Regions from separate parts of the Homo sapiens genome. Here region 1 is linked to region 2. A link is a loop called in an ENCODE intact Hi-C map of the cell type or tissue named here. Cell type or tissue: right lobe of liver. All regions are shown on one strand. Each heading gives the region's core, and the rest is flanking DNA. Links, peaks and the distances in the headings are about the cores only. Region 1 overlaps CCDC200 (coiled-coil domain containing 200). Region 2 overlaps IFI35 (interferon induced protein 35).

Region 1 (4,387 bases), core at 322-4,321, 210 kb after region 2:
TGATCTCCCAAAGTGCTGGGATTATAGGCATGAGCCCCACACACTTGGCTTTTTTTCAATTTTTTTCAATTTTTTTCAATTTTTTTTTTTTTTTGGAGATGTCTGAACCTGAACTCCTGGGCTCAAGCAATACTCCTGCCTCAGCTTCCCAAGTAGCCAAGACTACTGCACCCAGCTTCCTACCCAAACATTTTTAATGGTGGCAAAGAATAGAGGAATAGACCATCCAGAAGTAATTTGAAATAATTCTAGTCTCCTCCCCTTACTCCTGCTAAGGAGGTTTCTCTGGACTACACACACACACACACACACTCACACTCTCTCTCTCTCTCTCTCTTTCTTTCTGTCACCCAGAGTCTGTCTTTCACAGTCTGTGTCCCTATCTTACCTTGAGTTGTGAATACCCAGTGTTTCTGATGGGGCTAGATTGGCATGGGTTCATGAGACCTGATGATGAAACAAAGTACAGGTTACTCATCCAGCAGTTTTCCAAGGATGGAATACTGCAAGCCTGGAGTGCTTGTGTCTGGTGACCCAGGGGGTGATGGGGGTGCAGTGAGGACAGGCTCCTACCTGGGACAGGGCACAGACTGAGCCCTTCCTGAAGATTCTCAACTAGGAAGCTGTGCTGTGGTTCCCTGTTCCAGACCTCACGGGGCTCAGTATATCTGTTAATAAGCCTACAACTCATGTCCCACCCTCTGATCACCCCCACCTCCTCTGTCACGCTTACTCTGGAAGAAGGGCCGACAGCTTCTCAACCACTCTCTGCAGAAGTTGGAAGGCTCCTTTGCAGCCGTAGGTTGGCATTAACCCACCCAGGGGGAGTTGACCAGCAAGGCATTAAAGGCCGAGGGTACTTGGGAGAGTCAGAGAGGGTAGGGTGGTAGATATGGATTCTACACTACAGGGCCGGGATGGAAGCAAAGGGCTCCTCTCCTTACCACCTCCCACTCCCAGGCTCCAGTCCAGAGTCTGTAAGGATTTTCTGCCCACCCTGGAATCTGTTGTTGATACAGAGATTGCCCTCCAGCTTAGTAGATCCCCGCTGAAGTAGGCTGGTGACCTGGCCTTTGGGAATCCTGGAGATTGCATTTGGAGGTGTGCTGAGTACAACGGGCTTGAGCACTTGGTTGTGTTGGCTGAGGTGGTGGCTGTGGTTGTGGTGGCTGTGGCCCTGGCCACACCTGTGCCTGTGGCAATGTTGATGGCTGTGGTGGTGGCTGTGATGGTGGCTGCACTGATGGCTGCTGCTGTGATGGCTGTGGTTGCTCCTGTGATGTCCACAATTTCGCCACTGGTGGTTGCGGCACATTTAACTTCTTATGTGGCTGGAGTTTTTCCTCCGATTGTTGTTCTTCCTCCTGGTGATTCTTCAGTTCCTGGCAAGAAGCCCCCGGGCAAGTGGCATCATCCTCTCCCCACCCAATCACCCATCTGCCAGAGAAACTTCAGGGAACAAGGCAAGTGAGTAGAGAAGTATAGGTGGCAGTGGTCTCTGTTCCCTAGAGCTGGAGGCTGAAATTGGGCCTACGCTGTCTGCCTCACCCACTGTGACACCCAAGAACGATTTCTGGGTGGCACAGCCCCAGCCCAGGAAATAGCACTCTCTCTGAGCACCTGCTTCCTCACTTGAGAGCTCAGCACTGAAAGCAGTTTTTAGTGCTGGAGGATAAAGAGTAATTCCCTGCAAATGTCTTGTGTTTTGTTTTTTAGAGATAGGTTCCCACTCTGTCACCCAGGCTGGAGTGCAGTAGCACTTTTATGACTCACTGTAATCTGGAACTACTGGGCTCAAGTGATTCTCCTGCCTCAGCTTCGCAAGTAGCTAGGACTACAGGTGCACACCACCATGCCCGGTTAATTTTTTTTTTTTAATAGAGACAGGGACTCATTATGTTGCCCAGGCTGGAGTGCAGTAAGTGGTGCAATCTTGGCTCACTGCTGCCCCAACCTCCCAGGCTCAAGCGATCCTTCCACCTCAGCCTCCTGAGCAGCTTGGACTAAATGCATGTGCCACCATGCCTTGCTAATTTTTAAATTTTCTGTAGAGACAGGGTCCCCCTATGTTGCCTAGGTTGGTTTGGAACTCCTAGCCTCAAGCGATCCTCCCACCTCAGCCTCCCAAAGTGATTTTTTTAATAGCCCAAGGGTGCTTCTAAACCTTACAAGTGCTTTGAAATAGCAGTGTCAAATAAAAATATAATTCATGCTGGGCCGGACGCGGTGGCTCACGCCTGTCATCCCAGCACTTTGGGAAGCCGAGGCGGGCGGATCACGAGGTCAGGAGTTCGAGACCAGCCTGACCAACATGGTGAAACCCCGTCTCTACTAAAAATACAAAAATTAGTTGGGCTTGGTGGCAGGCACCTGTAATCCCAGCTACTCAGGAGGCTGAGGCAGGAGAATTGCTTAAACCCAGGAGGCGGAGGTTGCAGTGAGCCAGGATCATGCCACTGCACTCCAGCCTGGGCGACAGAATGAGACTCCGTCTAAAAAAAAAAAAAAAAAAGTATATATATATATTGCATGCTACATGTGTAATTTTAAATTCTCTTTCTTTTTTTCTTTTTTTTTTTTGTTTGAGACAGAGTCTCGTTCTGTCCCCCAGGCTGGAGTGCAATGGCCTGATCTTGGCTCATTGCAACCTCTGCTTCCTGAGTTCAAGCGATTCTCCTGCCTCAGCCTCCTGAGTAGCTGGGATTATAGGCATGTGCCACCACGCCAAGCTAATTTTTGTATTTTTAGTAGAGGCGGGGTTTCACCATGTTGGCCAGGATGGTCTCGAACTCCTGACCTTGTGATCCACCCGCCTCGGCCTCCCAAAGTGCTGGGATGACAGGCGTGAGCCACTGCATCCAGCCACTAAATTTTCTAATAGCCACATAGAAGAAGAAATAGGGCCAGGCACAGTGGCACATGCCTGTAATCCACGCTTTGTGGCACTGAGACAGGAGGATTGTTTGAAGCTAGGAGTTTGAGGCCAGCCTGGGCAACATAGTGAGACCTGGTCTTTACAAAAAATTAGCTAGGCATGGTGGTGCATGCCTGTAGTCCCAGCTACTCAGGAGGCTGAGGCTGGAGGATGGCTTGAGCCCAGGAGATCAAGGCTGCAGTGAGCTATGAATGGGCCGTCACACTCCAGGTTTGGTGACAGAGGAAGACCTTGTCTCAAAAAAAGAAGAAGAAGAAAAAACAAGTGAAACTAATTTTAATTACTTGTATTTATTTATTTTTTTGTGTGCAACAGGGTCTCACTTTGTCTCGCAGGCTGGAATATAGTGGCGTGATCACAAGGCTTACCGTAGCCCTTGACCTCCCAGGCTCAAGTGATTCTCCCACTGCAGCCTCCCGAGTAGCTGGGACTATGGGTGCACACTACCATGCCTGGCTAATTTTTCTATTTGTTTTAGAGACGGATTTCACCATGATACCAGGCTGGTCTGAAACTCCTGGGCTCAAAGGATCAGCCCGCCTTGGCTCCCAAAGAGCTGGGATTACAGGCGTGAGCCACTGCACCCAGCCTAATAATATATTTTACTTAACCCCATGCATCCAAAACATCAATATGAACATATCAGTGAAGTATTTTATATTCTTTGTTTTCATACTAAGTCTTCAAAACCTAGCTTGAATTTGAAACAACAGCACATCTTAATTTGGACACTAAATTTTCATCAAAAATATTTCATTGATTTAGATTTCATAAATTTACAGTTGAAAAAGTAGATGTACATATCCAAATTGTCCCAAACATGCTTAAAATTTTTCCAGTATGTATGTTGTTTTAAAATATTTATATTTTTGTTGTTGTTGTTGTTGTTTTTTAAGATGGATTTTTGCTCTTGTCACCCAGGCTGGAGTGCAACGGCGCGATCTTGGCTCACTGCAACCTCCACCTCCCAGGTTCAGGCGATTCCCCTACCTCAGCCTCCCGAGTAGCTGGGATTACAGGTGCGCGCCACCACGCCCGGCTGATTTTTGTATTTTTAGTAGAGATGGGGTTTCACCATGTTGGTCAGGCTGGTCTCGAACTCCTGACCACAGGTGATCCACCTGCCTTGGCCTCCCAAAGTGCTGGGATTACAGGTGTGAGCCACTGTGCCCGGCTGGGAGCAAGACTGGAGCAAGACTCCATCTCAAAAAAAAAATAAAATAAATAAGTGAATTAATTAATTAAAGGCCAGGCATGGTGGTTCACACTTGTCAACATTTTGGGAGGCTGAGGTGGGAGGATTGCTTGAGTCCAGGAGTTCCAGACCAGCCAGGGCAACATAGTGAGACCCTGTCTGTATTACAATAATAAAATCAAATAAAGTTTTTAATTTTTTTTTTGAGACAGAGTCTCACTCTGTCACTCAGGTCAGAGTGCAGTGGCACTATCTTG
Region 2 (4,387 bases), core at 89-4,088:
GGCATGTGCCACAACAACCTGCCCAGATTTTTTATTTCTATTAAAAATGGGAAGATTAGGGGGCCTGGGTCCGTGGCTCCTGCCTGTAATCCCAGCACTTTGTGAGGCTGAGTTGGGCAGATCACTTCAGGTGGGAAGTTTGAGACCAGCCTGGCCAACATGGTGAAACCCCATCTCTACTAAAAATAAAAAATTAGAGCCGGGCACGGTGGCTCACTCCTGTAATCCCAGCACTTTGGGAGGCCGAGGTGGGTGGATCACGAGGTCAAGAGATTGAGACCATCCTGGCCAACATGGTGAAACCCCATCTCTACTAAAAATACAAAAATTAGCTGGGCATGGTGGTGCGTGCCTGTAGTCCCAGCTACTCGGGAGGCTGAGGCAGGAGAATCGCTTGAACCCGGGAGTCAGAGGTCGCAGTGAGCCGAGATCCTGCCACTGCATTCCAGCCTGGCGACAGAGCGAGACTCTGTCTCAAAATAAATAAATAAATAAAAAATAAAAAAAATTAGCCAGGAGTGGTGGCAGGTGCCTGTAATCCCAGCTACTTGGGAGGCTGAGGCAGGAGAATCTGTTGAATCCGGGAGGTGGAGTTTGCAGCGAGCCGATATTGCGCCACTGCACTCCAGCCTAGGCAACAGAGGGAGACTCCGTCTCAGAAAAGAAAAAAAAATAGAGGGCTGGGCGCGGTGTCTCACACCTGTAATCCCAGCACTTTGGGAGGCTAAGACGGGCAGATCATGAAGTCAGGAGATCGAGACCATCCTGGCTAACACGGTGAAACCCCGTCTCTACTAAAAATACAAAAAAATTAGCCAGGCGTGGTGGCGGGCACCTGTAGTCCCAGCTAATCGGGAGGCTGAGGCAGGAGAATGAAGTGAACTGGGAGGCGAAGCTTGCAGTGAGCAGAGATCGCGCCACTGCACTCCAGCCTGGGCGACAGGGTGAGACTCCGTCCCAAAAAGAAGAAAAAAAAAAAATAGCTGGCATGATGGCACACGCCTGTACTCAGGAGGCTGAGATGAGAGGATTGATTGATTCCAGGAGGTCGAGGCTGCAGTGAGCCATAATGGAGCAATTGCACTCCAGCCTGGGTGGCATTGAGACTTTGTCTCAAAAAACAAAACAAAACAAAAACATGGGTAGATTTGCTGTGGGGGGAAACTTTGTTATGGCTAGAAGCAGTTTACTTTAGAAAGGACATGCTCTTCCCAGTGCGTCAGAGTCCCCACCACTCTCTGTTATCCTACATGGCTCTATTAACTCATTAATGTCATCCAACTGGCCCTTAAAGGCACTGTGTTAGCACTCTCTGAGTTACAGAAATATGAATAACTAATGATCTTTTTCACTATTCATAAACCAGCATAATTTGGTCAAGCTCTAGTATTCTTCTGCTAAAAATAGAACAAACTCACACTGAATTTCTTTGGTGTCCTCTGTAATGTGCTCCTTTACCGTCATTCATTCACTTCATTTCTTCATTCAACACAGTTTTACCGGACACATATTTTGTGCCGGAGATCTTGCTGGACACAAGGAATACAGAGATGGTCAGAACAGAGTCCTATCTTTCCAAGAGATCTCATGCTTCTCTGAGCTGAACTTCTTTATCAGGATTCCTAACCACAGGGTGAACTCTGCTCTATTCCACAAACAAAGGTGCATTTATTGGTATCCCTGGTGTCACTTCCCTGCCTGTGATGTCAGTTCTCTCTCTGGACCCATTCCAGATCACACCCAGCCTAAAAGGTTACTTGGTGTACAGTGGAAAGTGTGACAGTCCAGGGACAAGCTAGAATTGATGGGTAAACTACCTCCCCACTCTGGGCTTCATTTCTTCACTGTAAAGCACAGGTTAGTGGGTGGGCTCTGGAGTCAGACAGCCTAGGGCCAAATGACTTTGGGCAAGTCATTTAACCTCTCTGAGCTTTAATTTCCTCATCTATAAAATAAGGATTGGCCAGGCATTGTGGCTTACACCTGTAATCCTAGCACTTTAGGAGGCCGAGGCGGGCAGATCATCTGAGGTCAGGAGTTTGAGACCAACCTGGCCAACATGGTGAAAACCTGTTTCTACTAAAAATACAAAAATGAGCCAGGTGTGGTGGTGGGTGCCTGTAATCCCAGCTACTTGGGAGGCTGAGGCAGGAGAATTACTTGATCCTGGGAGGTGGAGGCTGCAGTGAGCCAAGATCGCGCCACTGCACCCCAGCCTGGGAGACAGAGCAAGACTCTGTCTCAAAAATAAATAAATAAATAAAAATTAAAAAAATAAATCAATAAAATAAGGATCACAGGATATCTATCTTAGATACCCTGTTGTTCTAAGAATTGAATGAAATAATTCATCAGACGGGCTTAGCACAGTGCCTGGCATATAGTAAGTACTTAGTAAACGTTAGTTAAGAATATGACTGTATGACATTTTGCAACTAGTCTCCCCTCCTCTTGGAGGTGTCCCTAATTGGGTTAACCCCTTTGGGATTGTCCCTCTTCCAAATTCCGGCTGCCCTTCACAGTCAGTCATGTGATCATGTACTCTTGAGCACTGTTTGGCAGGCCTGAGGGTCGTACCCTTATCTTCCACTGCCTGTGTCAGTGCCGAGCACTTTCTAGCAGGAGCTTAATCAGTGTTTGTTGAACTCTAGATCTGTGGTCACGAACAAGTCATGGACGCTGCAAAGGCTCCTGCCCTTTCAAGAGCAGCTGAGATGAGGCCAGCCAAGCCCTGGGTGGAGGGGGCCAAGACCAGCCCAGGGCAGCACAAAGGGGTTGGGTTGTTCTTGAGCTTAGCATCAACTCTGCTTTTGGAGCGTCCAGAATAGGCCCCACTTCCCCTGGGCTTGTTGATTCTCTGGAAGGGCGGGTAGAAGTCTTGTTGTTTCCTTCTGCCCCAACAGGCCCTCCACGCCCTTCAGGAGGAGCAGGCCAGACTCAAGATGAGGCTGTGGGACCTGCAGCAGCTGAGAAAGGAGCTCGGGGACTCCCCCAAAGACAAGGTAAGGTGGGAGATCTGGTGTTGTTTGGTAAAAACGAGCTGGCGAGGCCGGGTGCGGTGGCTCACACCTGTAAACCCAGCACTTTGGTAGGCCAAGGGGGCCTGATCACCTCAGGTCAGGAGTTTGAGACCAGCCTGGCCAACACAGTGAAATCCCATCTCTACTAAAAATACAAAAATTAGGCCGGGCGCAGTGGCTCACGCCTGTAATCCCAGCACTTTGGGAGGCCGAGGCTGGTGGATCACCTGAGGTCAGTTTGAGACCAGCCTGGCCAACAGGGTGAAACCCCGTCTCTACTAAAAATACAAAAATTAGCTGGGTTTGGTGGCACATGCCTGTAATCCCAGCTACTTGGGAGGCTGAGTCCGAATTGCTTGAACCTGGGAAGTGGAGGTTGCAGTGAGCCAAGATCATGCCACTACACTCCAGCTGGGTGACAGAGCAAGACTCCCTTTAAAACAAAGAAACACAAAAAAGAGCTGGGGAGTTCTCGGTTTTATTCCTGGCTCTGCTACTTCCTTGCTGTGTGACCTCCATTATGTTACTTGAACATCTGTAAAGTAGAGCTACCCACCTCCCAGGACAAATTAAGATGTTGTATGTAAATTGCCCTGTATGGACCAGACCTGCATTCATCCACTCATTTATCCAGCTTTTCTTTCAGTAAATGTATTTATCTCCGGCACTCAGCATCAATGGAATGGAATCGGAGATGCCTTCCTCCTAGGTGGGAGTGAGGAACACTCCTACTCCCCTCCCCTACTTCCAGGTCCCATTTTCAGTGCCCAAGATCCCCCTGGTATTCCGAGGACACACCCAGCAGGACCCGGAAGTGCCTAAGTCTTTAGTTTCCAATTTGCGGATCCACTGCCCTCTGCTTGCGGGCTCTGCTCTGATCACCTTTGATGACCCCAAAGGTAAGCTCATGGGGAGCCTCAGGAGGGAGGTGGGGAGGGTTCCCAGTACTGACCCTGTTTCCCACCACCCAGTGGCTGAGCAGGTGCTGCAACAAAAGGAGCACACGATCAACATGGAGGAGTGCCGGCTGCGGGTGCAGGTCCAGCCCTTGGAGCTGCCCATGGTCACCACCATCCAGGTGATGGTATGACAGAATCCTGGGGCATGCAAAGCATGCCATGCACCTGGGCATGGGGAAGTGGAGCTGTGTCTGGGACCACCCCTTGCTGTCTCCCCCTAGATGTCCAGCCAGTTGAGTGGCCGGAGGGTGTTGGTCACTGGATTTCCTGCCAGCCTCAGGCTGAGTGAGGAGGAGCTGCTGGACAAGCTAGAGATCTTCTTTGGCAAGACTAGGAACGGAGGTGGCGATGTGGACGTTCGGGAGCTACTGCCAGGGAGTGTCATGCTGGGGTTTGCTAGGGATGGAG

The links. Peaks named below come from ENCODE experiments on the same cell type or tissue, not always from the same donor. Only the 100,000 strongest peaks of a DNase experiment are listed, where the experiment ranks them.
Region 1: a loop joins it to region 2, with 4 times the contacts of the local background. A loop is called at or near these places in 19 of 110 quality-filtered maps.

The regions. Positions count from the first base shown.
Region 1 is chr17:43,223,168-43,227,554 of GRCh38, forward strand. It overlaps CCDC200 (coiled-coil domain containing 200), which reads right to left. Exons shown (of 4, transcript NM_001363254.2): 2 at 1,067-1,382; 3 at 389-447. Among named protein-coding and RNA genes, the nearest start is that of CCDC200, 3.3 kb to the right of the region's middle. RefSeq lists a silencer at 4,086-4,275. In right lobe of liver, for the core only: no CTCF peak of the experiment used is centred there; no DNase peak of the experiment used is centred there.
Region 2 is chr17:43,009,276-43,013,662 of GRCh38, forward strand. It overlaps IFI35 (interferon induced protein 35), which reads left to right. Exons shown (of 7, transcript NM_001330230.2): 2 at 2,904-3,002; 3 at 3,772-3,919; 4 at 3,992-4,098; 5 at 4,201-4,387. Among named protein-coding and RNA genes, the nearest start is that of IFI35, 4.7 kb to the left of the region's middle. In right lobe of liver, for the core only: no CTCF peak of the experiment used is centred there; a DNase peak (open chromatin) is centred at 1,726; H3K27ac peaks cover 1,271 bases.